5 separate regions of the Homo sapiens genome follow, and regions 1, 2, 3 and 5 are each linked to region 4. A link is a contact called in ENCODE Hi-C or POLR2A ChIA-PET data. All regions are on one chromosome and are shown on one strand. The core of a region is the stretch at or near the end of the contact, and the rest is flanking DNA. Distances in the headings are between cores, read along the strand shown. Region 1 holds the start of TCEANC (transcription elongation factor A N-terminal and central domain containing). Region 2 holds the start of TRAPPC2 (trafficking protein particle complex subunit 2). Region 3 has its middle 13 kb from the start of TLR8-AS1. Region 4 holds the start of ZRSR2 (zinc finger CCCH-type, RNA binding motif and serine/arginine rich 2). Region 5 holds the start of TMSB4X (thymosin beta 4 X-linked).

Region 1 (2,748 bases), core at 42-2,541, 2.1 Mb before region 4:
CTTCCTTACCATGCTTTAACAAGTGACAAGTGTCATTAAATAATTTTTTTTTTTTGAGACCAAGTCTTGCTCTGTCGCTAGGCTGGAGTGCAATGGCTCGATCTCAGCTCACTGCAACCTCCGCCTCCCGGGTTCAAGCGATTCTCCTGCCTCAGCCTCCCAAGTAGCTGGGATTACAAGCACGTGCCACCACGCCTGGCTAATTTTTTGTATTTTTAGTAGAGACGGGGTTTCACCGTGTTAGCCAGGATGGTCTCGATCTCCTGACCTCATGATCCGCCTGCCTCGACCTCCCAAAGTGCTGGGATTACAGGCATGAGCCACCACGCCCAGCCAAATAATTTTTTCTTTAAAAAGGTATTATATAATCCTTAAACATTTTAGCCCTATAATAGACAGCAAGAAAAAAGTAACCCCTGACAGCTCTGAGCTGCCCCGGCAGTCACAGCTGGGCCTTGGTGCTGCGTGGAACATAAATACTTCACAGAACACCATCAGACGTGGCCACTCTTTGACCAGATGGATCAAGACAAAAACAAGACTCCTTCGTAATCACGTGGGAATGCTGAAAAAACGTAAACATTGTCCAAACCACAAAAATGACCAAACATCCCCTATCCCAGTTAATGAGTCACTGGTCTTGTCTCCCCTCCTTTTAGGTAAGATTTATTATGATACTTAATCATACAATCGCCCTCCTTCCTGCCAGCACCCAGTCCAGAGTATTGGATTGGATACTCTGTTTCCCTGAACCTTTCCCCAAATTACCTTGGGGTAAGGCATCAGCAAAGGAGGCTGTCACATTCGTTCAACCATCACTGTGCTTTTACTGGCCCTTTGCAGGCAAAGAATGAGAATATGCACAGATGAGAAGTCCAGGATGCACAAGACCACTCAATTAACATTTACTACTTTCATATCAACTGATGCATGCTAGGATGCTAAAAACACTTTTTGAATTAATTACTGCGTTAAATAGATTCACATTTATGTCTACAGTTATGTGAACATCTAGCTGAGCACTGTCTTGACTGTCCTGAGTAGAAGCAGAAAAGATAAGTTGTAAAGTACATCAACAAACTTTGCTGCTAAAAAACGAAAGTGCAGTTTCTTTCTCTCGGGCCCGGGGCGGGGCCATGGCTCCTCCTCTAGGAAGCCGCGCGAGCGCAGTCCCACGGCAGCCATTTCCCTAGCGCGCATGCACTGGGTCCCAGGACCACGTGCGCCGGCCTGTGGGCTTGGATTGGCTGAGCCTTGACGTTGTCCCAGTCCCGGTGATCGGAAGTTCTCCGTGGGCACTGGGCGGCTGAAGGCTCCGGAACTGCGCCTGCGCTTTTCGGTGAGTCATGCTTCAGGTTTGCCAGGGCCTGTGTCCCGCAAAAAGGCGAGCCCTTATTCCCAGCGGAAGCCCACCCCGGCTCGCGGCAGCTTTCCGGTGCGCCCTGGGCGGCGTAGATCCGAAGGTGCTCGCACCCCCGCCCCTTCCTCTCCGACTGTCGAGGTCGCCAGAGTGGGCTGAACCCTCGGGACTGTCGCTGTTTGTGTGCTGGGTGCCGGGCCGTCATCCCAAGATGATTAGCGGCAGGCTTTGCATGTTGCTCGACCCCACCCACCGGAACTCGAACCCGGGCTAGACCGGGCAGTTGGGCTGGTCCCTTCCTCTCGCTGCACCTTTACTAGGGGTCACCATTAAGGGAAATGGTCCTAGTGCAGTGCTGAGTGGCTGTTCAGTAACCGCTACACCGCTGCCAACATTTGGCATCGTTTCTCTCCATAGAGGGCGGGGCTCCCTGTGAAGCTGGGGAGCTGTTAAGTGGGTTAGGGCTAGAAAGTTACAGTTTCTCTTTAGGCTTTAAAGAGATCTAAAGATCTGAACAGATCTAGGTTATTTTTGACTTGTTACAAACTTCTGGAAACATTGTTTCCAGACCTTTCCTCTCGTTCTTCTCAGGGTTTAGGCCATTTTTGTGCAGATGTGTGCACCTTGCTTACTATAATATTAGCTAATCTTTATAAGTTTTTATATGGATCCAATACCATATTTCGTGCCTACTTTTCCTGGCACTGTATACACTTTTTGGTATAGGTATGCACCTAAGCAAGCATTATCCATATTAGCATCAGTTCTAGAACCGTGGCGTCCCAATAATGATAGCCATTAGTTACATAAGGCTTGATCACTTGAAATGTGGCTAGTCCGAATTGAGATGTGCTGTAAGTGTAAGACACAGTGAATTTTCGAGAATTAGCATGAAAAAGAATGTAAAATATCTCAATTTGTTTATATTAATCACATGTTGAAATGACTATTCTGGATACACTGGGTTAAATAAAATGTATAATTAATTTCACCAATTTTTATTTTTTAACATGACTACTGGAAAATTTTAAATCATATTTGTGGTTTACATGTTATATATATGTTGCACAGCCCTGCTCTAGAAAAGGGTCAACAAACTATGGCCTGCAGCCAAATCCAGCCTGCCTGTTTTTGTAAACAAGTGTTACCAGAGCAAGATCATGCCTATCCATTTATGTTATTTTCTGTATCTGCTGTTGCTGCTACAATAGCAGCAGAGTTGAGTAGTCCATAGAGATTGTATGGCCTACAAAGCCTAGAATATATACCTTCTGATCTTTAACAGAAAAAGTGTGCTGACCCCCTGCTGTAGAACAATGCCTGGTTTGGTAGATATTTTTAAGCCTTTTAATTGTAGATTCACATCCTATTATTCACACTTACTGTGT
Region 2 (2,700 bases), core at 187-2,686, 2.1 Mb before region 4:
AACATTTACAACATATCAACATCTTTTTAGAACACTGTTTTCATCATTCCACTCAAAAGCCTTTGATGCATCTCAGCTACAGGATCATGTACTAGTATTCAAGATTCCCACATTGCTCCACGTGTCTTTTCTCAGCCCTATTGTTCCACCTCTGCTAGCGTTGACTCGTTTACTTATTTTTTCTCCCAAATTCACTTTGACTATATCGAGTTCAGAGCTACTATCATTTCTCTCTTCATGCCTGGAATGTTCTCCTTTATTCTGTCTGCAACCACTACCCATCCTTTAAAATCCAACTAAGCCTCTCCTCCTTTTCCATTGTTTCCAACAAAAACTTACAGGTTCTCCACCTCCTATGAAGTCCTGTCACTCTTACTGCCTCTTAAATACTTTAAGTTTTTCACAGCCAGAGATCAAAACTCATCGTACTCATCTTCAATGCTGTACACAAAGCTGACATCCAATTCTGTCCTCACAGGACTTAGATACCATATAAGGCTTATATTCCCAGCACACAACTCTGGAGTCAGGCTAGATTCCTCACTGCTCCCAAGAAGGTCGTGGCTTTTTTTTTTCTTTTAATGATTCCTTTGCTCATTTTTCCCCTTCCTGTGATGTTCTCCTTTTTGCTCACCACCCGAATCCTACCCATCAAGGCCCCGATAAAGACACACTTTTTCCACAGAGATGATCTGGATCACTTCCATCTTCAACCACCTCCCCTTTAAACTCTTTATCCAGTCTACAATGTATCTTAGTTCTTGTTCAATTCTCTGGCTGTAACATTTTCATTATCGCTTCTGAGAGGTTTGGTTCCTTTCCTTTCTAATTACATTTAAGCATCATGAGGACTGGCTCACCTTTACCTCACAGCACACAATGGTTGGTACTCTAAAACGTTTAGCTCTGTGGATCTCAACCCGGAGCGATCTTGCTTCCAAGAGGACATCTGGCAATATCTGGAGACATCTTTGGTTGTCACACTTGGGGGAGAAGGTGATACTGACAAAATAGAGAGCAAGGATACAGCTAAACCTACAATGCACAGGACAGCCTCCCAAAACAAAGAATCTTCCGGCTCCAAAAGGCAACAGTGCAGCCGTTAAGAAACCCTGGGTTAGCTGAATGACCCAGTGAACCGCGAAACCACAGCCCCCGAGAGGGCGGACGTCTGCAGGTGGAAGGGCTGCGCGGATGAGCCAGCGGAGGGCTGGCAGGTCCGGCCCGGCCACCCCGGGGAGGGGTGGAGGTACAGGACCAACATCCGCGTCACGCAGGGGCTACGAAGTCCTCCAGGGACTCAAAACACCCGCCCCCCGCCGCACTTGCTCCATTCCCTACCTGCAGTGGGAGGCCGACAACGGAAACGCAATGTCAGTTTCCGCGGAAGAGACCCGCGCCCCGAACCTGTAGCCAGAACGCCGAAGCAGTTCTCGCGATACCCTGGGATGTGCTCTCGCGATACGTAGGCGGAGCTTCCGGCCGGTGCTGGGCAACCAAGCTCATGCGCCGTAGCTCTTCAGCTCGGGAAGGCTATATTTAGCAGGTTTCCGGAAGTTGCCGGACTGGCTGTGAGGCGGTCCTGCCTCGCTGCCTTCAGTCCCTAGTGTCTGGGTCCCCGCCCTCCAGCCGCCTTTGAGTCGTGCCTGGGTCCTCGCCCTTGCCTCAGAACCGCGAAGAAAGGAAGCTCGCGTGTTTGCTAGAAAACCTAGTTGGGAGTGCGAGGCAGAGAACGTTCAGCACCTTTGTTCCTCCCGAACCCTCGGGACAGAGGCAGGGTTCTGAGGGCAGGGATTCCCCCTCGTCTTGGCCCCACCGCCCGGGCTGGGCACTAAACTCGGGCCGCGGCGGGGCGAGCGAGGCGGGCTCCGGAGGGAGCTGACGCCTGATGATGGCGCAGGTAGACACACCTGCCCCTTCTCGGGCGGAAATAAAGTCTTGTTTTGTGTTCGTTAAACTTTCGCCGCTAGGCCTCTTATGGCTTCCCCGGAGGCCACTGGTCTGTTTTCAGACGTTCACGTTCCCTCTGCCCCGCAGGTAACCTATAACCATTTTGTCTTTTAGTCCAACATGTTTACCGTGGCTGATGTGTTGAGTCAAGATGAACTGCGCAAAAAGCTATACCAGACGTTTAAGGATCGGGGTATACTGGATACACTCAAGGTATCGGATTTAGGCGTATCTGTGTCAGCTTTTACAAGTGTAACCTGTAACAGGTAGTTCAAATTCAATCAAGGTTTAGGTTTTAATAATCGTATGATACATAGATTGTATTGGTGAATTACATTTTTATATTCCCGAATAACTCTGTATCCTGAAACATTACAGTCTCTTGAAAATGTTTGAGAAAATGTTGAGTTTGAGTCGTCTTAAAGGAGCATATTCAAATAATTAATTGAACTGACAATAAGATAGGAGAAGGAAATATTTGTATAATGAACACAGTAAGATTAGGCTTGTTTTATAAATATGGCTTATAGGTTCCTAAATTAATAAGTGGGTTTGTAATACATTTGGATGAAGGACATTGACACCATATAGAAAATACTAGTGTACTGCTTAATAATAGTTTGGGAAATGAAAAATTTTATCTTTAAACTATATTGAAATGTATGAATGTTTAGTTTGGGCAGAAAATACCTATTAGTATGCTTTATATTTGGATTAACAGCCAGGAGTAGGATTAGCTCAACGTGTTTT
Region 3 (2,700 bases), core at 39-2,538, 2.8 Mb before region 4:
TTGCAGGCCACTTTATCACGTTGGTGGCTCCCATCTGTTCTTAGAGTCCACATTTCCACTGGGTTGAGCTCTCAGCCACCTCTGCCTAGGCTGCTCTCTTCTGAAACTTTCTTCTTCCTCTGCCTCCCCTACTTCCCCTCACCCCTTCCTCACCCCTCCCATTCTCTCTCCCCTAGGGCAGAGGACCCAGCTGGAGCAGGGCTGACAGGAGCCCCTGAGAGGAGAACTTAGAGGCCTGAGACCCGTTGAGGGTGTGTGTGTGTGTGTGTGTGTGTGTGTGTGTCTATGTTTGGGAGAATTTGGATAAAGAGACAGGCTGGTAGCGGTGGCTCCCACCTGTAATCCCAGCACTTTGGGAAGCCGAGGTGGGCTGATCACTTGAGGTCAGGAGTTCAAAATCAACCATGCCAAATGGTGAAACCCCGTCTCTACTAAAAATACAAAAATTAGCTGGGCGTGGTGGCACGCACCTGTAATCCCAGCTACTTGGGAGGCTGAGGCACGAGAATCACTTGAACCCGGGAGGCAGTAGCTGCAGCGAGCCGAGATCATGCCACTGTACTCCAGCCTGGGCAACAGAGCGAGACTCCGTCTCAAAAATAAAAAATAAAAAATAAAAAAAAAACAGAGACAGCCAAAGTAGCAATGTGCCTGTGAGAGGGCCTAAGTTTTCCCCCTCAGGGTAGTCTTGTCAGATGAAATACAGGATGCCCAGTTAAATTGGAATTTCACAGAAATAAAATAATTTCTATGGTCTCAAATATTGCATGGGACATATTCATACTAAAAAGCTATTTGTTATTTACCTGAAATTCCCATTTAAATTTGAGGGCGTCTTCCATTTTTATTGGCTAAATCTGGCCACCCTCCCTCAGGGTGTGACGGCAGGAAGCGGGAGAGAACACAGATGTCCCCTGTTATCTCCCTGGGCCCTGCGTGGCCCTCTCAGGGAACCACAAGCCAGGGCCAAGCCCATCCAATCCTCCTGCACCAGGAGCAGCAGAAGCCATGCCGCTAATGGCAGTCACCTCGGTGGAAGTAGAGCGGGCCTGTGGCGGCGTGAGGCTTTTCTGCTCTGCTTCTGTGGAAGTGATTATCCAATAACTAGTAGGAATCGGGCAGTTGGCAGACGCCTCCCATGCTATAAAGCCACACAAGGCAGGCAAGTGTGGGCACAGATGAGAGGCTGAGAGCGGAGGTAGGATGTCACCCCTGCCCTCGCCAGCCTCATCTGTTTTCCCAGGCGTCCCCCAACCACTACCCACGTGGATTCTCCCTCGAAGAGCCCCCTTTCAGGGCCCCATTGGCACTTCACTCTTGAGGGAGGCCTAGGAGAAGCTAGTGGAAAGTTACTTCCACATAAACGGTCAGACAGACGGATGATGAAACCACAGGAAACCACAGCTCCTCCCCTGCCGGGGCACCAGGCCAGAAGCCGACCTGCTAGGCTTGGGGACCCCTTCTGGTCTTGCTAGGGGCTCAGAGACCCTGGGGAAGTCCCTTACTGTGTGTCTCATGTCTTCACTTATGGATGGGATGCCAGCTGCCCTCTCATGCCCTCACAGGGCTGTTGGGAGGCAAGGGTGAGCTAGCAGATGCAAAATAATGGCAAAATTAAGAAACCAAGTACCTGTACAAATGTACACCTTTATAGTGGTTCAATTTGGCCACACGTGCTTCTACTTAGAGAAACACCATACATGAATATTCAGGCACATATACATATCACTATATGATCCTACGAGCAACTTCCCTACCTCACTGAAAATATGATTCACTTCACCAAAATGTAATGCTATGGTCACATTCTACAAGGAAAACATCCAAAGCACAGCCACTGTAAGTGAGGATAGTTCTCAACTGGGCCTATGGTGGGCTGGCTGACTACACTTGCAGTCTAGAACGGGGCCTACTGCAGACTGGTCTGCAGTTAGTTTGATCTAGGGTTATGACAGCAGTTGACTTGAAAATAACTTTCCTCCTGCCCCTTTAAGAACACGGGTTCCTTCCCTTGCAGATAAGCAGGAAGTCCCCCTCCCTCTGTCTTGGTGCTTGGTGGTGTGTTTCACTTCCTTTCAAAGGTGTTTTCTTACTAAAGAAACCCTAAGCCCAGGGTCACATTCTGTTTCTTTCACAGGCATACTCAACTGCGTGTTGTTGATTCTGTGACAAGTTTCTTGAGCAAGAAAATACACAGAAAAAATGTTAAATGTATAAAATATGAAAGTAAAACATCAATAATGTTTTAAATATTTAAAATATAAAAGTAATGCATGCTTCTGGTAAAAATGTAAATGGTAGAGGTTTCTCTATTTCCTTTCCCCAGAGGTAAGCTCTTAAAATTCCCTTCCGGAAATGGTCTCTCTACACCTCACTTTTTTATTGCACAGAAGGGATCAGACACTATTTATGAGGCTCTTTATTTTCCACTTAAGAGTATTCTGGCTGGGCGCGGTGGCTCACACCTGTAATCCTAGCACTTTGGGAGGCCGAGGTGGGTGGATCACGAAGTCAGGAGTTGGAGACCAGCCTGGCCAACATGGTGAAACCCCATTTCTACTAAAAATACAAAAAGTAGCTGGTGTGGTGGTGGGTGCCTCTAATCCCAGCTACTCGGGAGGCTGAGGCAGGAGAATTGTTTGAACCCAGGAGGCAGAGGTTGCAGTGAGCCAAGATCGCGCCACTGCACTCCAGCCTGGG
Region 4 (2,700 bases), core at 149-2,648:
TAGCCCTCCCAGCCCATCACAACAACTATATTCCTTGATATTCTCGAATTGCACTTTATTTTGTTTTGTTTTTTTGAGACGGAGCCTTGCTCTGTTGCCCAGGCTGGAGGGCAGTGGTGCCATCTCGGCTCACTGCGGCCGCCACCTCCTGGGTTCAAGCAGTTCTCCTGTTTCAGCCTCCAGAGTAGCTGGGACTACAGGCATGTGCCACCACACCCGGCTAATTTTGTATTTTTAGTAGAGACGGGGTTTCACCATGTTGGCCAGGCTGACGAACTCCTGACCTCAGGTGATCCACCCGCCTAGGCCTCCCAAAGTGCTGGGATTACAGGCGTGAGCCGCTGCACCCAGCCTCGAACTGCACTTTAAATTGGATAGCTGGGCGGGCGTGGTGGCTCGCGCCTGTATTCCCAGCTACTCGGGAGGCTGAGGTGGAAGGATTGCTTGACCCCAGGAGGTCGAAGCTGCAGCGAGTCGTGATTGCGCCACTGCACTCCAACCTGGGTGAAAGACAAGACCCTGTCTCTAATATATAAGAAATGAATAAATAAATAAATTCGATTGCCAAAATTCTTGCTGTTCCCAGCATATTCCACTTTCACCTTTCAGCGCCTTTGCTTATGCTGATCTGACTGTAACTGCATTCCCACCCTTCTCCTTCTGGGTAAAGGGCATCTTCTTTCCAAACTCAACTCTTAGCATCAGAAAGCTGTCCCTGATACTGCAGTTGAGTCGCATGTGATACTGAAAAAAAAAGAAAAAAGGAAAAAAAAGAGAGCTCTCCCTGAATCCCTTGGTGGACTATGTTAGGTAAACTTCATCTTTGCCTGCATCATATTATGTATTGGTTCTTCTCTGCCCCCTCGATTGTAAACTCCTCAGGGGCAGAGGTAACAGCTTTGCAGCCCTGGGAGTTAGGTTTGCTTAAGGGACCAGAACAGGTGTGACTGGCAGGGAGCGAAGTCTGGAGCTTTGTCTGAGGCGCTGATAGGTGGATCGGCGGAAGGACGCGGAACCTGGACAGGTCGGAAATAAAGCCGGGCGAGCAGCTCTGTGCGCGATGTGACTTCATGAGTGGATGCTGAGAAAAGCGGCAGAGTACGACTTTAACCGCCTAGCCACAACACGTCCTGCTAGGGCGAGGAGGGAGACAGTGATACAGCACTGGGCAAGTGCTGAAGCGACAATTACTTCTAGGGCGGGGTAAAAGCCCCAGAGTATTTTTGCTGGAAGGAGGTATTTATTTGAGCAGGGTTCTGGAAGACGAGCCGCCGAAGGGTACCTCCGGCTTTCCGTTTCAAGTCCCACGCTGGTGGAGGTTGCTCGGTACCCGCGCCTGCGCGTGCCCGTCTCGACTCTTAGGCCCGCCCTTTCCTGCCAGACCTGGAGGGGCGGGGCGGTGCCGGCAAGATGGCTGCGCCCGAGAAGATGACGTTTCCCGAGAAACCAAGGTAAGCGCCGTACGGGGAGATGAGCAGGCGAGCGGGCCGATCGTGGGCATGGAGGATGTGGTGGCAGGAAGAAAAGAGAAGCTGGGCCAAGCTAAGTGAGCCACCGCGGCAGCTCCATTCCTTCCTGGTGCGCGCTCTGGTGCCCTCCCCGGACTTGCACGGGCGGCTGTGGCTCAGGCAAGCGAGGAGAGGATCAGGTTGGCGGATGGAGAAGAACTGTCTGGGAGTGGGAGGATGAGGCGATGATAGATGGCTGTTCTGTAATTAAAATACAGGAAGCAAGGTTTCTCTCCTCAGCACCCGAACTATTTCCTTTCATTGGGCACAGAGGAGCGGGGAGCTCGGGCAGCGCTGCATTGTAGCCGCTGATCGTCGTGTATATGTCTTAATCTTCCAGCCACAAAAAGTACAGGGCCGCCCTGAAGAAGGAGAAACGAAAGAAACGTCGGCAGGAACTTGCTCGACTGAGAGACTCAGGTGATGGACTCTTTATTCTGTTTTCTGTGTTGTGAAATTGCTCTGTCCACTCCAGCCCTAACTTGAAGCCCCAGTGTCAGAAGGAAGTCAAATATTGTGTCGGAGGAAAAATAGCTGTGACTTCTGCCCCCAAGTAGTTATTTAGAAACACATGTCAGAAACAATGTTAACATACTAAAGGCAGGAAGAGGAAGTCTTGGTGAATGATCGCCCACTGATTCTGTGTAACTTATAAAGTATCTAATATTACAGTTGCAAGCTTCATGAATTACAGCAGCTAGCACAGTCCTTGCACACGTAGTAAGTATTCGGTGAATGTTTTTCTTCGTAAAACCAGCAGGAGTTGAAGGTATTAATTAGACGTTTTGCAAGTTTTTCTCAAACTTGACTAATATGAGACCCTTGGTTTACCCAAATTATTATGTTATTCAAATATATATCAACATAATACTAGTTATGAAGCTCATTTATTTATTTTTGAGACAGGGTCTTGTTCTGTTGCCCAGGAGGGATGTGCACAACCACGGCTCACAGCAGCCTCCACCTCCCAGGCTCAAGCAGTCCTCCCACCTCAGCCTCCCTAGTAGCTGGGACTACAGGCATTCACCACCACACCTGGCTAATTTTTTCTTTTCTTTTCTTTTTTTTTTTTTTTTTTTTTGAGACGGAGTCTCGCTCTGTTGCCCAGGCTGGAGTGCAGTGGCACGATCTTGGCTCACTGCAGCCTCCGCCCCCTGGGTTCAAGCAGTTCTCCTGCTGCAGCCTCCCGAGT
Region 5 (2,758 bases), core at 41-2,540, 2.8 Mb before region 4:
ACGGGGAAGTCCAAGCTGCTGGCAGTGGCATTCAAGGGTCTATATATAAGGTTGACTCTAATCCCCAGCGAGACAAAAGCCTGTGCCATAAAAATGATTAGCAAGGGGTTTCTAAAAACATTTCCCCAGGCCACGGAAAAGGAGAAGGAATATTTTGCACACTGCCTTGTCTCTTAGAAATAATCACAGCTAGGCCTCTTTATAACCGGCGAGTCTTTTTCCTTTCACACGCCATTTGCAGGCGCGTGGCATGGTATTTGTAACTAATTTTCAGTAGCAAGTGGGTCACTGGTATTCACAGAGTCAGGTGCCATTTTGAAAACTGCTTCCCTCTACCCGAATCTCTTATATTTCCAGATGCAGATGCACTTCAGCGATGTCCTAGTGCTGGAAACGCTCCCTTGAAAATATAATTTGATTTTTGAATTTCATCTTAAGACATTAGAGATAATGTAACTGTAGTCTTTGGAATTCAACGCTGGCCTCCTTAGCCATCACTTTTAAAATTTATGAAAATAAGGAAGAGGAAGGTAAAGAACTTCCTCATTGTCCGGCAGTAAAGTCAATGGCAGAGCTTGAGCTTGACTTATTTTGCTAAGAGGGAGGTGTTTTACCCTATAAACTCCAAATTACCTTACACCCAGCAAATACTACTGTTGAGTGCTCACAAAAATTATGCTGATGAAACAATATGGATGTTTCAGTGATGAAACTTTCTCTTTTAAAATCACTTAAGGGTGCTTTACGTCCCACCCAAGGCAAGAGGAACGCCAGCGAGGAAGACAAAGAGGCCCGGGGTGGGGCGCATGCCCGCCACTGGACTGAAAGCTGAGTCACAGGAATCGTACCCCTGCAGCGGGCCAGGCCCTCCAGGGAGGGACACCGCGCCCTTGTGTGGAGATGTCCACAGTAGACAAAGGCAGTTTCGAAATAAAAGAATGCCTGTCACCCCAGGTGCCACCCCGACCCTTAGTTATTATGCACTGGTCCCCAAGAGCAATTTCTGCGCTGCTGTTGCAAAAATTCATCGTAATGAAATAAACGTAAAAGGGGAAAATGTGTTATGAAGTGTTGGAGGGTGCTTTGCTCATTTTTTTCGCCATCGTTGTGGTTAGGGTGCATGCACTAGTGGACCCCGGGTGGGGGTGGGGCTCCCCTCCCCAAAAGCCCGGCAGGCCTCCGGATGCCGTTCCGAGACGCGGCGCGAAGGAGTTAAGCGGGCCGGCGGGTGACATCACCTCATTTACATAGGAGCGCCCATAAAGCTGCGCCCGCCGCACCCCGCCCGACAACTCGGTGGTGGCCACTGCGCAGACCAGACTTCGCTCGTACTCGTGCGCCTCGCTTCGGTGAGCCCCAGGGCCCCTGCCTCCTTCCTCCTGCCGTCCTGCCTCCGTCCCCGCCCTTTCATCATCCGCGTCCCTGTGAAGGCATTCCCTAAATCCGAGCCCGAGTGGTTCTCCCCGGGAAGGCTACTTTGGGGAGCTGGGGGGATGCGAAACACCCTAGATACTGGATAATGGGGTGGGGAAATCGATGATTTAAGAACAAAACCGAAAAACTGGCGTTTTGCCGTGCCGCTCGGAGGGGACATTAAAAAATTTCTTAGTGTTTGCCCGCAAAGGTATTGTGCGTTGCCTTGGAGGCTGAGATATGGGGGAATAGACAAGTCCTTTGTTCTGAGGTTCATCTTCCGAGCCCCGAGCCTCCTCCCAGCCTCGGACGGCTGCGCGGGCTGCATCTGTGCAGCCTGGCGGCGGCGGGGCTGTGCTATGACATCTTTACAGTCCTTCTTGCAGAGACATGTGTGCCAGGGATGCCGAATTGCCGGGAGAGCAGGCAAGACCGGCTTCGGGGCGCGCGGCGGCCGCTTTGTGTGCGGGGCTGCATTGTGACGCGGGCGATGAAGCCGGTAGGGCGGTGGTCGGAAGCTCCAGCCGCGGCCGCCGCCTTTGTGAGAGGACTAGAAAGCCGGATCCGGCCCGCATCCTTGCGGAGAGGCCGCGGCTAGGAAATGGAAACGCTTTTCCTACCTGGGCTCCATTTTAGGAATTCTTGCCGATTTTTCCCACTTGAATTTGGAAGTGGCTTTCCTCTTCTTTCCTTGTCCTAGCCAGCCTTTAATTTTAAACGCTGTAATTAACAATTCGCAGTGGTCAATTTCCTTTATTCTGCAAGATTCGGCTTTGAGAGGCATCCGCCCTCTTTGGTCCACAGCGTTTTGAAATATGGGGAGGAGGGGCGCGGGGGGTGTCGCCTCTTTTTCTGTAGAAAGAGGAAGCTCGTGAGCGCGGAACGGCAGCAGTAGGAGAGCGAGAAGGGTTTTTTTCAGGCTGCGGGTCGGAGGGCAGAAGTGCAGTTCCCAGCCCAGAGACAGCGGGGCGGGTGGCTCTTCCTCACGCTCGCTCTTGGCTTGCTCCCTGCAGCTTTTCCTCCGCAACCATGTCTGACAAACCCGATATGGCTGAGATCGAGAAATTCGATAAGTCGAAACTGAAGAAGACAGAGACGCAAGAGAAAAATCCACTGCCTTCCAAAGAAAGTGAGCTCCGACCCACCCCCATCTTTAGAAAGGCTGGGTGGGAGCGGCCGGTGGGAGGGCGGGAGGCTGGGAGCGGCCGCGGGAAGAATTCGGGAGGGGGGAGTGCGGGGGAAGAGCCGACAGTTGATGAATGTGGCTTGCAAAGGTTAATTAAAAATGGTTTTGCAGCCAACAAACACGGGGCTTTAGTAATTTAGTAATGGAATATTTAATATG

Evidence for each region. A loop is a pair of places that touch in the nucleus more often than their neighbours do. ChIA-PET counts read pairs that join two places held with the same protein, here RNA polymerase II (POLR2A). Pooled maps may share reads with other maps.
Region 1: a pooled map shows a loop between it and region 4 (14-fold over the local background). The contact joins the promoter of TCEANC here to the promoter of ZRSR2 in region 4. A Hi-C loop is called at or near these places in 7 of 50 pooled maps.
Region 2: a pooled map shows a loop between it and region 4 (8-fold over the local background). The contact joins the promoter of TRAPPC2 here to the promoter of ZRSR2 in region 4. A Hi-C loop is called at or near these places in 7 of 50 pooled maps.
Region 3: a map with no recorded cell type shows a loop between it and region 4 (8-fold over the local background). The contact joins the enhancer-like site here to the promoter of ZRSR2 in region 4. A Hi-C loop is called at or near these places in 1 of 37 single-sample maps with no recorded cell type and 2 of 50 pooled maps. POLR2A ChIA-PET finds 5 or more read pairs at or near these places in 1 of 52 experiments (OCI-LY7).
Region 5: a loop to region 4 is called in a pooled map, with 2.6 times the contacts of the local background. The contact joins the promoter of TMSB4X here to the promoter of ZRSR2 in region 4. A Hi-C loop is called at or near these places in 1 of 50 pooled maps. POLR2A ChIA-PET finds 5 or more read pairs at or near these places in 2 of 52 experiments (OCI-LY7 and T-cell).

Annotation. Positions count from the first base shown.
Region 1 is chrX:13,651,850-13,654,597 of GRCh38, forward strand. TCEANC (transcription elongation factor A N-terminal and central domain containing) reads left to right here and starts at 1,292. Exons shown (of 5, transcript NM_001297563.2): 1 at 1,292-1,339. LOC107985657 (a long non-coding RNA gene) reads right to left here and starts at 1,590. Exons shown (of 1, transcript NR_171573.1): 1 at 648-1,590. RefSeq lists enhancers at 975-1,164, 1,425-1,514 and a silencer at 1,093-1,404.
Region 2 is chrX:13,733,184-13,735,883 of GRCh38, forward strand. It overlaps TRAPPC2 (trafficking protein particle complex subunit 2), which reads right to left and starts at 1,437. Exons shown (of 6, transcript NM_001011658.4): 1 at 1,342-1,437; 2 at 861-1,002. OFD1 (OFD1 centriole and centriolar satellite protein) reads left to right here and starts at 1,565. Exons shown (of 23, transcript NM_003611.3): 1 at 1,565-1,900; 2 at 2,065-2,163. The coding sequence starts at 1,889. RefSeq lists enhancers at 939-2,138, 1,907-2,478.
Region 3 is chrX:12,955,028-12,957,727 of GRCh38, forward strand. No RefSeq gene overlaps it. Among named protein-coding and RNA genes, the nearest start is that of TLR8-AS1, 13 kb to the left of the region's middle. RefSeq lists cis regulatory regions at 739-1,602, 1,771-2,237 and enhancers at 897-976, 1,667-1,896. Within about 2 kb of position 1,289, at least 35 of the 41 ENCODE cell types and tissues checked have a DNase peak (open chromatin) inside an H3K27ac peak, as active enhancers do; they include OCI-LY7, where a contact is called at or near this core.
Region 4 is chrX:15,789,086-15,791,785 of GRCh38, forward strand. It overlaps ZRSR2 (zinc finger CCCH-type, RNA binding motif and serine/arginine rich 2), which reads left to right and starts at 1,399. Exons shown (of 11, transcript NM_005089.4): 1 at 1,399-1,451; 2 at 1,849-1,928. The coding sequence starts at 1,411. RefSeq lists enhancers at 1,277-1,726, 2,385-2,700.
Region 5 is chrX:12,973,820-12,976,577 of GRCh38, forward strand. It overlaps TMSB4X (thymosin beta 4 X-linked), which reads left to right and starts at 1,291. Exons shown (of 3, transcript NM_021109.4): 1 at 1,291-1,349; 2 at 2,427-2,542. The coding sequence starts at 2,443. RefSeq lists enhancers at 1-67, 88-207, 331-1,170, 2,010-2,758.